2 separate regions of the Homo sapiens genome follow, and region 1 is linked to region 2. Evidence: chromatin loops called from intact Hi-C (ENCODE). Cell type or tissue: A673. All regions are shown on one strand. Links, peaks and the distances in the headings refer to the core of each region. The heading gives the core; the rest is flanking DNA. Region 1 overlaps PPA1 (inorganic pyrophosphatase 1). Region 2 overlaps SAR1A (secretion associated Ras related GTPase 1A).

Region 1 (10,055 bases), core at 817-8,816, 59 kb after region 2:
CTTGATAGAGAAATTCCACCTCTAAGAACCCAATCCAATACTGAAACGGTAATTTACAAAGGTGTTTACCATATACTATTTCACTATTAATAGTGGTGAAAAATTGGAAGTAACCAAAATGTCCAATAATAAGAAATGATTAAAAATAGTTTATCCTTCTTTGCAGGGATTTAAAAATAAAAAGGTTTATCCATAAAACATATTATACAGAGATGGAATATTATATTATTAAAATATGATATTTCTAGACTAGGCATGGTGGCTCGCATCTGTAGTCTAAGCACTTTTGGAGGCTGAGGTGTGAGAGGATCACTTAAAGCCAGGGGGTCAAGATCAGCCTGGACAACACAGCAAGACACTGTCTCTACAACAAATTTAAAAATCATCTGGGAGTGGTGATGCGTGCCTGTAGTACCCAGCTACTTGGCAGGCTGAGACAGAAGGATCACTTCTTTGAGGTTACAGTGAGCTATTATAGTAACACTGCACTTCAGCCTGGGCGAGAGACCCTGTCTCTAAAAAAAAAATTATATCTTTTATGACATGAGGAAATGCTTATTACATAGTGTTAAATTTTAAAAATCGTAAGACAAGTCGTGTATATAATACAATCCTAATATGTTTTTTGGGTTTTTTTAGCCCACTTTAGTCTAAAATATGGATCATGTTTTAAAAATACATTTTATTTTTGTTTATCCGTAGTTCAAGTTTTCCTATATATTAGTCATTATAGTACTAATATAATATGTGCCCAATTAGAAATATTCCATCAAGGCCGGGTGTGGTGGCTCACGCCTGTAATCCCACCACTTTGGGAGGCCGAGGCGGGCAGATCATGAGTCAGAGGTTCGAGACCAGCCTGGTTAACACGGCAAAACCCCGTCTCTACTAAAAATACAAAAATTAGCCGGGCGTGGTGGCATGCGCCTGTAATCCCAGCTACTCAGGAGGCTGAGGCAGGAGAATCTCTTGAATCCGGGAAGCGGAGGTTGCAATGAGCCGAGATCATGCCATTGCACTCCAGCCTGGGCAACAAGAGCAAGACTCTGTCTCAGAAAACAACAACAACAAAGAAATACACCATCAAAATGAAAAATGAATCATCTTTGCTGACCTGTTATTTAACATACATTAAGACCATTTTCATAGAAATCGTAAGATACGAAAAAATAGAGAAGTTAACTTAAAAGCCAAATCTTTTTCCTTTTTTTTTTCTTTTGAGACAGGGTCTTGCTCAGGTGCCCCAGTTGGAGTGCAGTGGGGCAATCACAGCTCACTGCAGCCTTGATCTCCAAGGCTCAAGTGATCTTCCCACCTCAGCCTTGCTACAGGCAAGCGCCACCATGCCTGGCTAATTTTTTTTTAATTTTTAGTAGAGATGAGGTCTCACTATGTTGCCCCCACCAGTCTCCAATTCCTGAGTTCAAGTGATCCTCCTGCCTCAGCCTCCTAAAGTGCTGGAATTACAGGAATGAGCCATATAGCACCCAGACAAATGCCAACTCTTAGGACTGTACATTTTTACACATATAACTCTTCTCCATTTTTCTTCTGTTTGTTGGAAGGACAATGTTTTCATTTTATAGGACATTATCCTGACACAGAATAGAAGATTTCTGGGAGAATTATTTTTGTACATTGGCTGTTTCTCGTACTCTTTTTTTTTTTTTTTTGAGACCGAGTCTCGCTCTGTCGCCCAGGCTGGAGTACAGTGGTACGATCACGGCTCACTGCAGCTTCAACCTCCCCAGGCTCAGGTGATCCTCCCAACTCAGCCTCCCAGGTAGCTAGGACTACAGGTATGTACCACCATGCCCAGCTAATTTTTGTACTTTTTGTAGAGACAGGGTTTTTCCATGTTGTCCAGGCTGGTCTTCAACTCCTGGGCTCAAGCAATCCATCCACCTTGGCTTCCCAAAGTGCTGGAATGACAGGTGTGAGCCACCGCACCCAGCCTTGTATCTCTTTTCTAAGTGAAAGTAACAGTACAGTGTCTTATGATTATTAAAACCTTTTCTGCAAGCTGGTCTGCTTTGTGTGTTAAACATGCAAAGTGTTTACACTTACCAACTGATTCCTTTTCCATTCGTTTTCTTAGTCACTAATGCTTTCCAATGGTCATGAGTGCTTTTAATAATATCAATGGCAAAGTCCTATAATTTGAAGAGGTTTGCATTACAATGATAAAAAGGTATTATTTTCCTATTATCAACATTTCCCCAAAGCCTGATACTTTGTCTCTTCTGAATCATTTCCTTATTCTAAAAATGGAAGAGAATATTAAAGTGAATAAATAAACACCAAGACTGTGTTATGTTTCCAGACTTCTGTTTTGTGAATCTTTAGATGGTAACAATATGGTTAAATTATGAGTCTCAATACAAATGAGCCTAAAGCTACAGTTCTGAATGACATATTACCTTATCTTTAAATTCTGCATTAAACGCAAACTCATTTTCTGGTTTTCCATCAGGAACCTTATACCTTCTAAACCAGTCCACAGTAGCTTCTAAGTAGCCAGGTTTCAGCCGTTTGACATCATTGATATCTAAGAAGAGAAGAAGCATAAGATGACAGTGAGAATGATTTTTTTAAAAAGAAAGAAGAGAATAAGCAGATTTCAAGATGCACAAATAATTATACACTCAACAAAAATTCCAAGTACTTATTTTGAAAGAGCTGTGGAATGACTTATCACGGAAGTTCAAGATAACATTGGAGCGAAGCCCCTTGTTGAGAAGAGAAGCCATACACATATACATTGAAAGAAAATCATCTAGTATCTCTGAATAGCTCTGACACTAAGTACAGAGAACAATCAGTACAATAGTAATCTCTGTTAGGTAAGGGCAAACAGCTGGTGGCTACATAATGAAACAACCAGTTTGGCAAATGTAGATAATTCCTATGAGAAGTGTACAAGATACTGAAAAAGACAGAGGTTATCTTTTTTTTTTTTTCAGAGACAAGGTCTCGCTCTGTCACCCACGCTGGAATGCAGTGGCCCGAACAAGGCTCACTGCAGCCTTGACCTCCACAGTTCAGCGATCCTCTCACCTCAGCCTCCTGAGTAGCTGGGACTATAAGCATGCACACGCCCAGCTAATTTTTAAATTTTTTGTAGAAATGGGGTCTCGTCATGTTGCCCAGGCTGGTCTCAAACTCCTGGGCTCAAGCAATCCTCCTGCCTTGGCTTCCCAAAGCACTGGGATTACAGGCTTGAGGTACTATCCCTGGTCCAGAGGCAGAGGCTATGTCAGAGGATCACAACACTATTACATACTAAAAGATAAGAAAAATAGATTAGATTGATATCCATTGATGGGTTACGTATTAAATGTGACTAGACTTTGCTGGATAGTACAGGCACTGTACATAACAATACTTTAGTTCTGGCTGACAGAAAAGTGCACTGCTTTAAAAATTTTAAGTTTCTGTATAGCCATCAACAATGGCTAGCCTCAATGTTATCAAACTGCACTTCAAATAACAAACTCCTGCTCAATGCAAGCAAACAGAGATACACATCCTAAAAAGTCAGTTAGGAAAAGTATTATGAGGAAGAGAAATACATTCAACAATAACAAAAGCTTATTTATATTTGTATAAGATAACATTGCTTCACTCCAATTTATTTTTTTTTTTTGAGAAGGAGTCTCGCTCTGTCTCCCAGGCTGGAGTGCAGTGGCGCAATCTCGGCTCACTGCAAGCTCTGCCTCCCGGGTTCACGCCATTCTCCTGCCTCAGCCTCCTGAGTAACTGGGACTACAGGTGCCCACCACCATGCCTGGCTAATTTTTTTGTATTTTTAGTAGAGATGGGGTTTCGTGTTAGCTAGGACGGTCTCGATCTCCTGACCTCATGATTCGCCTGCCTCGGCCTCCCAAAGTGCTGGGATTACAGGCGTGAGCCACCGCGCCCGGCCGCTTCAATCCAATTTATAATCTGCATAAAGAATAGCATGCATTCTATTATCATAATATCACTAAAAGTATGGAAACTTTACAGAATGCACTGGGAAATGTTTAAGCACTAGTAAATTTCAAAGAACTTATAATTTACATGAAATGTGTCACCTGATATAGAAATAATTTGGAAATCCAGAAATCCAACATGCAAATGTTGATGTTTTCCAATAACAGAAACTAATTCTCCAATTATTCAGACACCAACTGAGTGCTCAGTAATTCACTGTGATTCTGATACTATCTACCTGGAGTTAGCATCAGATCTCAAAGGTTAGGGGCTCAGTCTCACAAGACTGCCCCACTTCAGATGCCTCCTGTACTTTTGACTATCAGCTATAAATTAGGGGTTTCTACAATCCTCTCCCCAGGTCCCCTAATTTGCTAAAATGGTTCACAGAACTCAGGAAAACACTGAAGTTTAAATTTCGTTATATAAATACAACTCAGGGACAGCAAATGGAAGAGATGCACAGGGGCAAGCTATAGGATGGACAATAGACACTGCCTTAGGTTGACATTAGGGAAAGCTGCATACTACTTGCGCCATGGGACCAGCCACCCCGAGAAAGTTTTCAGGGTTCTAATAACCTGAACTGCAGGAAAATAAAGCCTTAGTAAATGAGTGCTGACAGAGTGATGGGCTTGGCTTCACTAATTGTGGCCACAGCATGCCAAGTTCTCTTGCATAAGAAGCACGTTGGAAATGCACACACGGACCAACAGAACAGAGCCGTACTACCAAGTAGTGAACAGATGGTGTGAATGCACTCTCACCTTTCAAAATTGAAACGAAACATTAAAGGATTGGCATTCTTCCAGTCCTTCTTCAATGAATTAACACAGATGCAAATATACATCACATCATTTTGAGGGAACATGCTCTCAAGGTGACTCTTATCACTGCTGACATTGACCTCCATCACCTGGCTGAGGCAGTGTTTGTCAAGTTTCTCTGCTCTAAAGTCATCCTCTCCTCTCCCTTACCCACACTGTACTCTTTGGAAGGAAGTCACCAGGCACAACTCACAATTAAGGACCTCCTTGAGAATGGAGTATCTGCATAAATTATTTGGAATTCTTCTGCTTTGAGATTTGTCTATTCTTCCTCATTTGTCTATTTATTCAATCATTTATTTGTCAGTATAGACTCATGGAGATTTATTTTATGTTCCAGGTTATATTACAATACTACTTTATTTTCTTGCTCAAAGTGTTCTAGCTTTGGCAACTCCTATGTATGTACCCAATAATAAAAACATAAGTCCACACAAAAACTTGTACAGGAATGTTCATGGCAGCATTACACAGCCAAAACAACCCAAATGTCCATCAACTGATGAATGGATAAACAAAATGTAGTATATCCACACAATGGAATAATATTCAACCATAAAAAGGAGTACTGACAGATGCCACAATATGCAATATGGATAAACCTAGAAAACATTATACTAAGTGAAAGAAACCAGAAACAGCAACAACAAAGATCCATATATTGTACCAGTCCATGTATATGAGATACCTAGAATAGGTAGAATAGGCAAAGCTATAAAGACAAAAAGCAGATTAGTGGCTGCCAGGGCCTGGAGAGGAGGAGGGAATAGGGAATGACTTGAACTAGTGGTGATGGCTGCACAACCTTGTGAATGAATGAAATGCCACTGAATTTCACACTTTAATTAAAATGGTGAATTTTATGTTATGTAAAATTTACCACCAAAAAAAAAAAAAAAGGGAATGAAGTGCTGATACATACTACAATACGGATGAATCCTGAAGACACTTACTTCGCTAAGTGAAATAAACCAGACACAGAGGCCACCTATATGATGCCATTTACATGAAATAACAGCATAGGCAAATCCATAGGCACAAAGTAGATCTGCAGTCATCAGGGACTGAGGGAAGGGGGACAGGGAGTGATTGCCCATGGATACAGGATTTCCTCTGGGCTGATGAAATGTTCTGCAATTAGAGAGTGGTGATGGTTGTACAACTTAGTGAATATACTAAAAACCACTGAATTGTACATTTTACAATGGTGACTCTTTGATATGTGAATATCTCAATTAAATGTTTTAAAATAAATAAACATACCAACTGAGTGCTGGTATGTGGGGAAGGAAAGGACCAAAAAAACAGTAAGAACCTACCAGATTTTTTCTTTCCTGGAATGAAGGAGAAAGTTTACTTAGTTAATTACAAGTGCAGTCATAGAAATAATGCTTGTCCAGTGCTTTGTTCCTCCATCCTTTAACAGTTTGAAGGTAAGGGCTTACAATTCTGTCATTATAGGTTAAGTATGGTGGTGCTTATGAATTAATTAGAAAGACTTCAGACTTTTCAAATTTTCTTACCATTATAATTGGCTGCATCAGGATCATCCACATTAATGGCAATGACTTTCCAGTCGGTTTCCCCTTCGTCAATCATAGCCAATATGCCTAGAACTTTCACGCCAATTATTTCACCTCTTGCACATACCTGAGAGTCAATAGCCAAAGTCAGGACAACATTACAGAACCACACTCTAGAAGACAGTTTTACTTGGCTAACAGGAAATAAGAAAGAGGCCAAGTTCTTGAGAATTTACCTGAAGATTGTTCCTTTAAGCAAATTTTAAAAACCTAAATGAGTAAATGTTTCATCAGTCCTATTAAAGTTGAAAACAGGACTTATAGGTCCTATTTTCTTCTAGGTCATAGGGAAACCAGTACATAGCTCAGGGTAATCAATGTTTTTTGCACTGTCATTGATTATACTGAAGAATAAGTCCTCCATAGTCTCAAATACGTATCTTAATATGCTTTACCTTTTATTTTATAAAAGTCATGAGTTAAGCAAGTCATACGATGACTCAAAAACTTTATGACTTAAAAAACAAAATGATAACTTTGTTTTTAGTTGTTTACTATTTCTCTGCACCTGAGAGAGACATAAAGAAATAACTATAATCAGAATCTTAGAACAACCCTACTTGATGGAGGAGTTACTACCATGGATCTCCAACTCATGAGGTTATTTGGTTCGGGTCAATTTACTGATCATTCTAAATTGTTAGGCAAGATTTGCCATGTTTTGAGAGGGAATTTCCCTCCTGGTACCTTTCACCTATTGACTAATTATCCATCTTCTAAAGCAATGCAGAACATGTCCAGTTCTTCTAGATATATGTTCAATCATACATACATAGACACATTTTTTTCCAGACTAGATTTAAATGTAAAAATTATAATATACAAATGCTTAAAATGCAAGAAGCCTTTAATACCAAAGAGACATCATTATTTCACTAATATTCATGCATTTTATTCACAGTATTTTTTAAAGTATGAAATTTGGTATACTTCATTAATATCTCAACACTAAAGAAAAAAATGTCACATTTCATTACCTTGCTTCCAATTTCACACACATCAATTGGGTCATTGTCACCACAACAGCCAGTATGTTTATCATTGTGCCCTGGGTCTTCCCAAGTCTAAAAATATAAGACAGTGTATATCATTCCTATACATACTGACAAAATGGATCATGTTGAGAATAACAGATAACATCCTATGACTCTTCAGCTACTTTTTTCTCATTGTTTTAGTTCTTTATTCGCATTTAAGAATCTTAACTACACACAAGAGTTTCAATTAAATGCTGTAGCTCCTACTACACATCTAATGCTAAACTAAATTTAAGCTTTAAAACAGATAATGATCCTATTTAAAACAAGCAAAAGCCAACTACTCAATAACTGAGACAATAGGGAAACACAAATATAGACCCAAACGTTTACTTTAAAGATGTGTGGTTTTAGGCTGGGTATGATGGCTCATGCCTGTAATTCCAGCACTTTGGGAGGCTGAGGAGAGTGGATCACCTGAGGTCAGGAGTTTGAGACCAGCCTAGCCAACATGGTGAAACACTGTATCTACTAAAAATACAAAAATGAGCCAGGCGTGGTGGTGCATGCCTGTAATCCCAGCTACTTGGGAGGCTGAGGCAGGAGAATCGCTTGAACCCAGGAAGCAGAGGTTGCAGTGAGCCTAGATCATGCCACTGCACTCCAGCCTGGGCAACAGAGCAAGGCTCAATCTCAAAAAAACAAAACAAAACAAACAAAAAAAGAAAACAAAACAAACAAAAATGTGTGGTTTTTTTCTTTTTCTTTTTTGTAGAGACAGGGTCTCACTATGTTGCCCAGGCTGGTCTCAAACTCCTGGGCTCAAGTGATCCTCCCACCTTGGCCTCCCAAAGTATGGGATTATAAGCATAAGCCACTGTACCTGGTCTTAGATTTTCTTTATAATAAATTCCCAAAACAGAAGTAGATAGGCAATAATAGTAAAATGGAAAGGTTGTTTTTCTTCTTCCTTTTTTTTCTTTTTTTCTTTTTTTGCGACAGAGTCTTGCTCTGTCGCCCAGACTGGATGGAGTGCAGTGGCGCAATCTTGGCTCACTGCAACCTCTGCCTCCCATGTTCAAGCAATTCTCCTGTCTCAGCCTCCTGAGTTGCTGGGATTACAGGTGTATGCCACCATGCCTAGCTAATTTTTGTATTTTTAGTAGAGATGGGGTTTCACCATGTTGGCCAGACTGGTCTCGAACTCCTGACCTCAGGTGATCCTCCCACCTTGCCCTCCCAAAGTGCTGGGATTACAGGCATGAGCCACCACACCCAGCCAAAAGGTTATGTTCTGATGTTAAAAGTATCATCACTGACCAGGAGCCCGGACTGAAAAGTTTAATCAGAATTTTCTGGAGCTTTACATGACTGGTTTTCTTTCCTTCCTAAATTGTAAGCCAGAGTCCTTGCAGAACATCTCACAAAAGAACTGAAAGCCTGTGCTAGCCAGGATGTTAGGTTTAAAATGTAGCTGTTGCATTGGTTCTTTTTTCCTCCAACTAGAACACGTTACTCAGATTTGTTTGTCTACTCAGCTGGAGTAAAGGCAAAAAGATAAATGAGAAGGGGGATAAAGGAAGACCACATCTAACAAATCCAACATTAAGAAAGCAAAATCCAACCCACAGAAGAGTAAGTATTTCAGCAATGTTCTCCTACAAGGATGATATATCAAGGCTAAATACTATTAATAAATCAATTGAGGCCGGGCGTGGTGGCTCATGCCTGTAATCCCAGCACTTTGCAAGGCCGAGGCAGGCAGATCACAAGGTCAGGAGTTTGAGACCAGCCTGGCCAATACAGTGAAACCCTGTCTCTAATAAAAATACAAAAAATTAGCTGGGCGTGGTGGTAGGCGCCTGTAATCCCAGCTACACAAGAGGCTGAGACAAGAGAATCACTCGAACCTGAGAGGCAGAAGATGCAGTGAGCCAAGACTGCGCCACCGCACTCCAGCCCGGGCGACAGTGCAAGACTCCGTCTCAAAAAAAAAAAAAAAATTTCAATTAAAGTATAAGGTGAAACACTGTAATTAAGACAAACAAATGACTTTGTGCTTACCTAACAAGCTAGATGGGTCAGACCTATGTTCTACTATCTTATGGGTTGTTTCATAGTACGTTCCATTTAACAGACTTCATTGTTAATAAAAACAAACCATTTATCAACAGCAAAAAAATTAAACTGAATATTTAGTTAGTGTCTCAGCATTAAATTTTAAGTGCCACAGCACTGGCCTAGCCAAAATAGAATTAAATAGATGTCATTTACTCATTATAGATAAGATCCTAGTGATTCTTCAAATATCAAATAAGAACCTACTACATACTGACATTGTGCTGGGAATAAATTGGTAAACAACCCTTCTCAAAAGGTTGACTATTAGGCCAGACATGGTGGCTCACACCTGTAATCCCAGCACTTTGGGAGGCCAAGGCAGGCGGATCACAGGTCAGGAGATCGAGACCATCTGGCTAACACAGTGAACCCCGTCTCCACTAAACTGCAAAAAATTAGGTGGTGGACACCTGTAGTCCCAGCTACTTGGGAGGCTGAGGCAGGAGAATGGCGTGAACCTGGGAGACGGAGCTTTTGCAGTGAGCCGAGATCACGCCACTGCACTCCAGCCCGGGTGACAAAGCAAGACTCCATCTCAAAAAAAAATTTTTTTAATTAAAAAAAAAAAAGGT
Region 2 (8,000 bases), core at 1-8,000:
ATCTCGGCTCACTGCAACCTCCGCTTCCCCGATTCAAGCGATTCTCCTGCTTCAGCCTCCTGAGTAGCTGGGATTAAAGGTGCGTCCCACCGTGCCTGGCTAATTTTTGTATTTTTAGTAGAGACGGAGCTCTGCCATGTTGGTCAGGCTGGCCTTGAACTCCTGACCTCATGACCCGCCCGCCTTGGCCTCCCAAAGCGCTAGGATTACAGACGTGAGCCACCGCGCCCGGCAATATCTCCAATACTTTAATACTTGGTTGAAAAGAACCCATTGCACTGTTTCCCACTGTTTGTCCCAGTACTTTAGTTTTATGATCTCATTTGGGTTTTTGTAAAAGCAGTCTTCCTACAAGCCTAGTAAAGGAAATTCTTTCTTTCTCATTTTGCCAAATGTAGCATTTAATTGATTTTTTTTTTTTTTTTTTTTTTGAGCTAGAGAGAGTCTTGCTCTGTCACCCAGGCAGGAGTACAGTGGCATGATCTCGGCTCACTTCAATCTCCACCTCCTAGTTCAAGCGATTCTCCGCCTCAGCCTCCAGAGTAGCTGGGAGCTACTCCATGTACCACAATGCCCAGCTAATTTTTTTGTATTTTAGTAGTGATGGGGTTTCACCCTGTTCCCCAGGCTGGTCTCAAACTCCTGAGCTCAGACAATCCACCCACCTCAGCCTCCCAAAGTGCTAGGATTACAGCGTGAGCCACCACACCTGGCCAATTCTAATTCTGTGTAAAATGAGTGAAACACAGCTAAACTAGAACTAGTCCTTGCTAGCATGTTAATATAGATTTTGCTCAAACATCTGCCATCCCCATCCTGTTGCAGAGATGACCAACAACCCTGGGTCCACAGCATGTTCCAAATCTCTCAAGTAGTACTAAATCTATTACTTCTAGTACCCCAGCCTTTTTCCCCCTCCTGGTGGCAAAATTCAAGTATCTCACACGCACCCTAAATGTCTCTTCCTCTATGCAGGGAACTTTTGGTTGCCTCCCCAAATAAACGGCATTGTTCAAACTCAGAGCTCAGAACAAACCAATGAAAAAAAAAAAAGGAAATAGCGTATTTGTTTTAACTTTTTATTAAAATGCTTAGGATACAGATTGACTTTCTTTCGTAAATGACTGTTTTACTTTTCCTGAAGTAGGACATATATGCACTCTGATAAAACAGAATGAGAAGTCATAATTCATGGGAATTCCTATACAAGGTGCTGATCCTGTGTTTGGAGCTGAGCTCCTCACAGCAGCTTCTTTCAGCTATCTTATAGGAATAGTGTTCCGTGGGGCAAGAAATACATTGGTTCTAACTGATTTTCAATCCCCTTTCTCCAGTGGAATAAACCACTTTCACAAAGAGCTGCCCTATGTATAACCCACAGATTTCTAGCTTGCAACAAAGTGACAAGGGACAAATAGGGGAAAAAAAAAATTAAGAAAACTAACACTGAAGTAATCATACTTCTCATGTCTCCGAACAGAGAAGTATGGGGGACCTTTAACCAAAGGAAATTAAAAATATGCAAGTTATATTACCTAGTTCATTCACTGTTAGCTAGATTTGTTCACTTAAGGCTTTAACCCCTTTCCAAACCAACAACTTTGTCTTAATCCAGCTATGTTTGCTAATAAACGAAATGCATGCACTTCCCACATATATACTTCACTGAGCCTCTGCATTCAGTACCTGGCAGTGAAAAAGTATGCTTTCCCCACAAGTCAGTACTGGAGAATAAGAATGAGAACTCCAACTAAAGAACAATGCCTCCCTCACCCCAGTAATGTTATCCACATTTTCCCTACCCTCACATTAGAATAAAGACATCCTCCCAACTTTTCATCTCCTATCTCCAATCTGTTCATAGGAGATATATCTTTTGATCTTTTATTATAAGGGTAGAATATAGATTAAGATCATCAAAATCCAATTTCACATGTGGCACTAGGAAAATGGAATGCTATAAAATTAATCCCCATCACCCAAGTAGGGATGCCGGTGCTTTTATACTGAGTCTTTACTGCCAATAAGTGATGCTGCCTCCAAAGGAACAGCTCTACAGAAAGTTTTTGGGTTAGTGTTTCCCTAGCTTATTTCTGCAATGGAGAAAGACAATTTCATACCAAAAAAAAAAAAAAAAAAAAAAAAACCTGGAAAAGCTACAGATGTTAACCTTTACTTTAAACACCAATAAAATAGGTGTCAAAGGAGAAAAAATGTAAAAAAAAGAGCTCCCAAACAGCCTGAGAGACCAAATTCTGCAAATGGAAATTTTAAAGCCCACTGAATACATTTTTCATGGATCCAAACAAATGCTACAATACTTTTAAGTCCTCAACTCACAGAATTAAGAGCCCTTAAGCTGTTAACTTTGTCCTGTCTTCCTATTCAGAAAAATGTCCCCCTAGAATCTGTGCAAAAGTAACTGATGCACCTGCAGTATGTGACACGAGAGATGTTCTCAACTCTTTTATGAGGTCAAAGTCACTTTTGATAACTGAAAACGAAAAAGGAAGGTGCTATAGAGAGAAATTAAATTTCACAAAAGTATAAAAGCAAAGACTGGCTAAAATCTGTAACTTCATGAGTAAGAATAACAACAATAACCCATTCTATAATTAACTCCTCCACAGTGAACAATCTGCTACACATTCCTTGATGAGGAATGAACCTAGCTTACCACAGTGGAAACCTGCCACAACTGCAAGGCCGGGGTTCTGCCCCTTTTCTAGTTCTCTGTGCACAAGGTTATGCCACCTACTCCAAGGCAGTCAGAGAGACAGGTGAGCTCAGGGGAGCTTCTCTCACCAACCTGCTAACTCAGCAGGAGTAAGTTTACCCAAATGAGCTCTGGCCTCCATATCTGTTCATAATTTTATGAAGTATCTAAATGTCATTCATTAGTTTAAAAAAAAAAAAGAATAGAAAACTCTGGACCAAGTAAATTGTGAACTCAAAAAGTTAGGAGGGATACCAATTACATTAACAACGCTTTCTTTAAAAAATAGAATCACTTTCTTTTGAATCAACCACAGTGGTGAGACGTGTTTTTCTTTTCAGGTGCCCCATGATGGCATACAGCTTTACCCGGCAAATCCTGCCAGCTTCCAAGTCCCAGGATACTGACCTGCACCAGCACGTGGGGCAGCATTACCTCCCAACAGTGTGGAGAAGAGCACATGTCACCACTGGGCAATGAGAGAGTTGACAGAGACTCTTGGCTTCTCAACGCCAGACATGGTTGGAGAGCTTTCCTTGTTCTATTAGAAAAGTTCATGAGGAAGCTGTGAATAGGATCAGTCCAGAGAAGTAAAACTCTTTTATTTTCACCGTCCAAACATCAGTCAATATACTGGGAGAGCCAGCGGAAACCCTCGCCGTAACCTTGCCTCTTGAGCACACTGCACATGAACACTTCCATGGGGCGAGCATTCAGCTCCTTCAGGGTCACATTCCCCTAAAGGAGGCAAAACCAAGAAAGGCCTGTTAGCATCTCTGTGGTGGAAAAGATTGAAAGGACGATCATTACAATCATTTTATCCATTCCTTAAAAGCAAACCTAAGTAGGTATTAATTACAGAAATGTGGTCAAGGCCATATAGATGACTTCCCCAGGCTTCGTGTTTTCAGGATAGAATAAGCAGCACAGTTCTATTCCCAGCCTTTCTCTCTCTGAAGAGCATTTGCTTTGAACACCCAATATTTATCTGTAAAGTTATGGCAGCAAACCAAGAAAAAAGCCACTGGGACTTATGGAACCAGCATGCCCTCTGATGCAGAAAAGAGGTCTGGGACTGTTTAAAAATAAGGACATTCTCATTAACAAAAGCATGCAGAAATAAACACTCATAACAGGTGGCACTGAAGAAATGAAGAATTCATGTGTATTTAATACTGATGCAAAAGAGGAGAAATTAAATGAAAGAAAGGAAGTATTTCTATAAAGAAACCGATAATCAAGAAGAGGTGAGACTAAGGAACCATGTAAAAAAGTCAGAAAGTTATCACAGAAAAGGAAGATATTTAAAAACTAAATATGCCAAAACCCCAAGCTAAAAAGAACAGTAAGATTCCTGCTTAACTTTATCTGATCTAGATTTTCTCTCTCTCAAGCCTGCTTTTCTACAAGAGTCCTCCTTCCAATTGAAGACAGTAAAAACTATTGATTTGGAAGACTCAAGTTCTTTTTCTGGTTTTATCACTGACTTGCTGTGTAGACCTGAACAAATCACTCTCTGTTTCTTCCTCTGCAAAATGCGGCCAACAGTCCTACCTCTCTCAGCAAGAAGCAATGAGGATAATCAAGTGCTTTGATTTCAATGCTTGGAAAGTGATTGAAATGATTATTTTTCTTCATAACCTGCAAACTCCAGTCCAAAAAAAAAATTATTTTCTGGCTAAAAAGGGCTATTTCAAAAGCAATTTCTCAGAATCAAATTTGAAAGATAATCATAAACTCTTAGAAGAGTAAATCTGCCTTTTCTACCATTTCCTTCTTCCTCAAATACCTGATGAATGAATCCCATTTAAAACGTTAAAAAGAACACACTCCTGCCTCTAGTGAGCTTACAAAATACTCACAGTAAAACTAATCCTAAGCCTGTTTAAGCCTTTAAAAGAAAAGGGTAATCTAGATAGCGAAACATCATGTTTTAAAAACTGTTAATGTCCTTTATATGTAACCCAAATATTTTTCTCTTACCTTTCCTGTGGTCTGTCCATAAAGCCCAAATATCTCACGGAGTTTTTCTTCACTGATTGCATCTGTTCTGTCAATTTTGTTACCCAAGATAAGGATTGGCACATTGGATATTGTTTCATCAGTCATTAAAGCCTAAAGATTGAAAAAAAAGAAAAAAAGAAAAAAAAGAATTAAGTGAGGAATCTACAAAAGCCCACCAGATAATGAAAATTCTGACTTCCACTAATCTTTTAAGGCATTAATGTAAAGTGAAAATCTGATCAACTTTATACCTGAGTGATTAAAGATTCACCTTGACATTACATAACACCCATGACATTAAGTAAAAATCTCCTAAGTGCCTCGAAACAGTTGCAACTTTATTCTATTTATTTACAAGGCAGCAGAACTGCCCCAATATTAACTTTTGAGCTAATCTGCTCAGCCACAAACTATCCTCAGGATGTCCCTCAGCAAAGTCCTATAAGAATGAATGCTCTGGCTACAGAGCCTCAAAGATGACTACAGGAATTCCCCAAGTATTCACCAAGTCCCATTGTGTGCGAAGAACTCTCTCAGGCATTGAGAGGAATAAAGTAGGAAGGGTAACTATCTCAGGCACTGAGGATACAAAAGGAAGCACATTCCTGTCCTCAAAAAAATCCTCACTCTATGTTCACATTATGTTTTTTTTCTTTTTTCTTAATCTCAGCTCACTGCAACCTGTGACTTCCAGGTTCAAGCGATTCTCCCACCTCAGCCTCCTGAGTAGCTGGGACTACAGGCATGTGCTACCACGCCTGGCTAATTTTTGTATTTTTTTAGTAGAGATGGAGTTTTACCATGTTGGCCAGGCTGGTCTCAAACTCCTGCCCCTCAAGTAATCTGCCAACCTCAGCATCCCAAAATGCTGGAATTACAGGCATGAGCCACCACGCCCAGCCACATTTATGTTAACAAAGCCAAGTAAGAACACAATATAGTGGATAAGTGTCACAATGAATGGGAACTGAATATTAACATTAAGACAAGTTCAGGGAAATAAAATGGCAATTTTGGGCTTGAGCAAAGTCTTAGAAAAGATCTGGAACCTAAACAGGGCTCTAAAGGAAGGGCAGGGTTTGGATAGGTGTAAAGGAGAAGTAAGAACATAAACAACGGCTTTGCATTAGGACAATAATTCAGGAAGCCACACAGTACTGCATGGCTGGATTCAAGCATTTAGATAGACATGCAGCGACAAAGTAAATGGATGAGAAGAGATGACTCACATTAGGGGCCAGTGTGAGAAGTGAGCTGCAATATATCCTAAAAGACCACAAATCCAGAAGTTAGTGAATAAAATCTTATTTTTCAGTATAATGAATTCACAAATAGTATCTATCTGTGGTGTTCATGTAAGAGATCATGATCTAGCTTAAGGTAGAGCATTCAATGAATACTGCAGGAGGCATTTTGAAGAAAGAATTGAAGAGACCAATGTCTAAATGATTAAAAAAAAAATTTAAAAAAGACAAATGAGTCAAAACTGCCACTGATTTCAAGCCTGGGAATCTAGTTGTCACCAATAGGAAAGCTAGCGGGGAAAGCAGAGTTAAAGAGATAAAGAGGAATGTACTTTGACCATCTGGAATTCCAGGAAATGTTACACAAAATTAGAATAAGAATGTCCTTCATTCATTAAGCAACAACAAAGTACCTAATGTGTCTAATGCTTTGCTAGGTGCAGGGGTTTTGCAAAGAAATAAGACACAGTCCCTATCATGTTAGTTCATAGTCTGATGAGAGAGAACTATAAAAAAATCAATAAAGACAACAGACATTGGTAAGGTGGGAGTCTAACACAGTCTCAGAGGTCAAGGGAGGCTTACCAGAAGCAGTCATATCTGAACTCTGAGGTCTCTTATAGAACATTTTAAAATTTGCCGACAAAGCGAGGGGTTGAGGAGAGGTACAGGTGAAAAAGCCAGGCAGTAGCTACTTGTGCATATTCAAGGATGGCTAAGTTGTTTGTTTGGAATATAGTTCAAGGTAGGCAGTAAAAAGAAACAGAGGGAGGATCATGAATGATCCTATGTGCTATGCAAAAGATTTATAGATTTTATCCTGAAAATGATAGAGAACTATCAAAGGATATTAAGTAGGGCAATTAAGTCTGAGAAAGTTCCTTCTAGCATTATGGTGCATATCAGGGTCATGGTAGGATTTATATTAATTCACAGATTTGTGGACTGCATGTCCAGGTAGGTGGTGGGTGGGAAAGACAAATAGTTCCATTCTAGGAAAACAGAATCAGTAGTAGGAGTTGTCGAGAGTAGGCAGGATTAGGTATGAGATTAGAGCTCAGGAGAGGTCTAGAGGAGAGAAATGCATTTGAGAGTCACTGACATGTAGGTGCCAAATGAAGGGAGTAGATGGGACCAGCCTAGGAGAAAGTACTCTGGAGAACACCAACATTTAAGGACTAACCAGAAGAACTAGTGCTTCTCAAAGAGACAGAAGTATCAGCCAGAGAGGTAGCTCCAAAATCAAGAGTGAAAAGAGGAGTTTAAACAAAGAGAATGGAGACCATGCATGGTGGCTCATGCCTGTAATCCCAGCACCTCATGAGGCCGAGGCAGAGGATCACCTGAAGCCAGGAGACTGAGACAAGCCTGGGCAACATAATGAGACCCTGTCTCTACAAAAACACTTTTTTAAAAAAAATTAGCTGGGTGTGGTGGTGTATGCCTGTAGTCCTAGCTACTTGGGAGGCTGAGGCAGGAATATCGCTTGAGCCCAGAAGTCTGGAGGTTACAGTGAGCCGTGATTGCACCATTGGACTCCAGCCTGGGCCACAGAGGAAGATTCTGTTTAAAAAAAAAAAAAAAAAGCAAGGTAAAGACTGCGTGGCAGGCAATTCTACATGAGGCTGGAGCTATAGATGTGAGAAACATACTTAGAAATAAATTCAAGACAGGTTCAAGTTGCCAGAAACAAGAATGCAAGGAGTTATAAATCAAAGAGAAAGAAGAGATATAGGGTAAAGGAGTAGGGATAACAAAGCCAATAGTATAGAAACCATCAAGCCATGAGAAAATGCAATGTTGACAAAGGAGAAAACTTGAAGTGAGTCCTTAATAGTATCAAAGGATGTATGCAACCAAAACTGAAGACTGAGAACAGACCATGAAGGTCTGGCAAGTCATTCAGTGGGAGGGTGGGTAGGCACAAGCTGAGAATGCAGATTCAAAAATGTAAAGAACTCTAATATCGCTTTTAGGCTTTCACTATGCCAACACTACTTATAAAGAATTACTGTTCATGGGCCAGGCGCGGTGGC

Evidence for each region. Peaks named below come from ENCODE experiments on the same cell type or tissue, not always from the same donor. Only the 100,000 strongest peaks of a DNase experiment are listed, where the experiment ranks them.
Region 1: it touches region 2 in a loop (2.4-fold over the local background); 13 of 110 quality-filtered maps call a loop at or near these places.

What each region holds. Positions count from the first base shown.
Region 1 is chr10:70,207,138-70,217,192 of GRCh38, forward strand. It overlaps PPA1 (inorganic pyrophosphatase 1), which reads right to left. Exons shown (of 11, transcript NM_021129.4): 5 at 7,363-7,449; 6 at 6,326-6,452; 7 at 2,421-2,548; 8 at 2,068-2,153. Among named protein-coding and RNA genes, the nearest start is that of PPA1, 21 kb to the right of the region's middle. In A673, for the core only: no CTCF peak of the experiment used is centred there; no DNase peak of the experiment used is centred there; H3K27ac peaks cover 2,586 bases.
Region 2 is chr10:70,149,139-70,157,138 of GRCh38, forward strand. It overlaps SAR1A (secretion associated Ras related GTPase 1A), which reads right to left. Exons shown (of 7, transcript NM_020150.5): 6 at 4,700-4,831; 7 at 1-3,454. The coding sequence ends at 3,338. Among named protein-coding and RNA genes, the nearest start is that of TYSND1, 6.4 kb to the left of the region's middle. RefSeq lists an enhancer at 7,136-7,636. In A673, for the core only: no CTCF peak of the experiment used is centred there; no DNase peak of the experiment used is centred there; H3K27ac peaks cover 991 bases.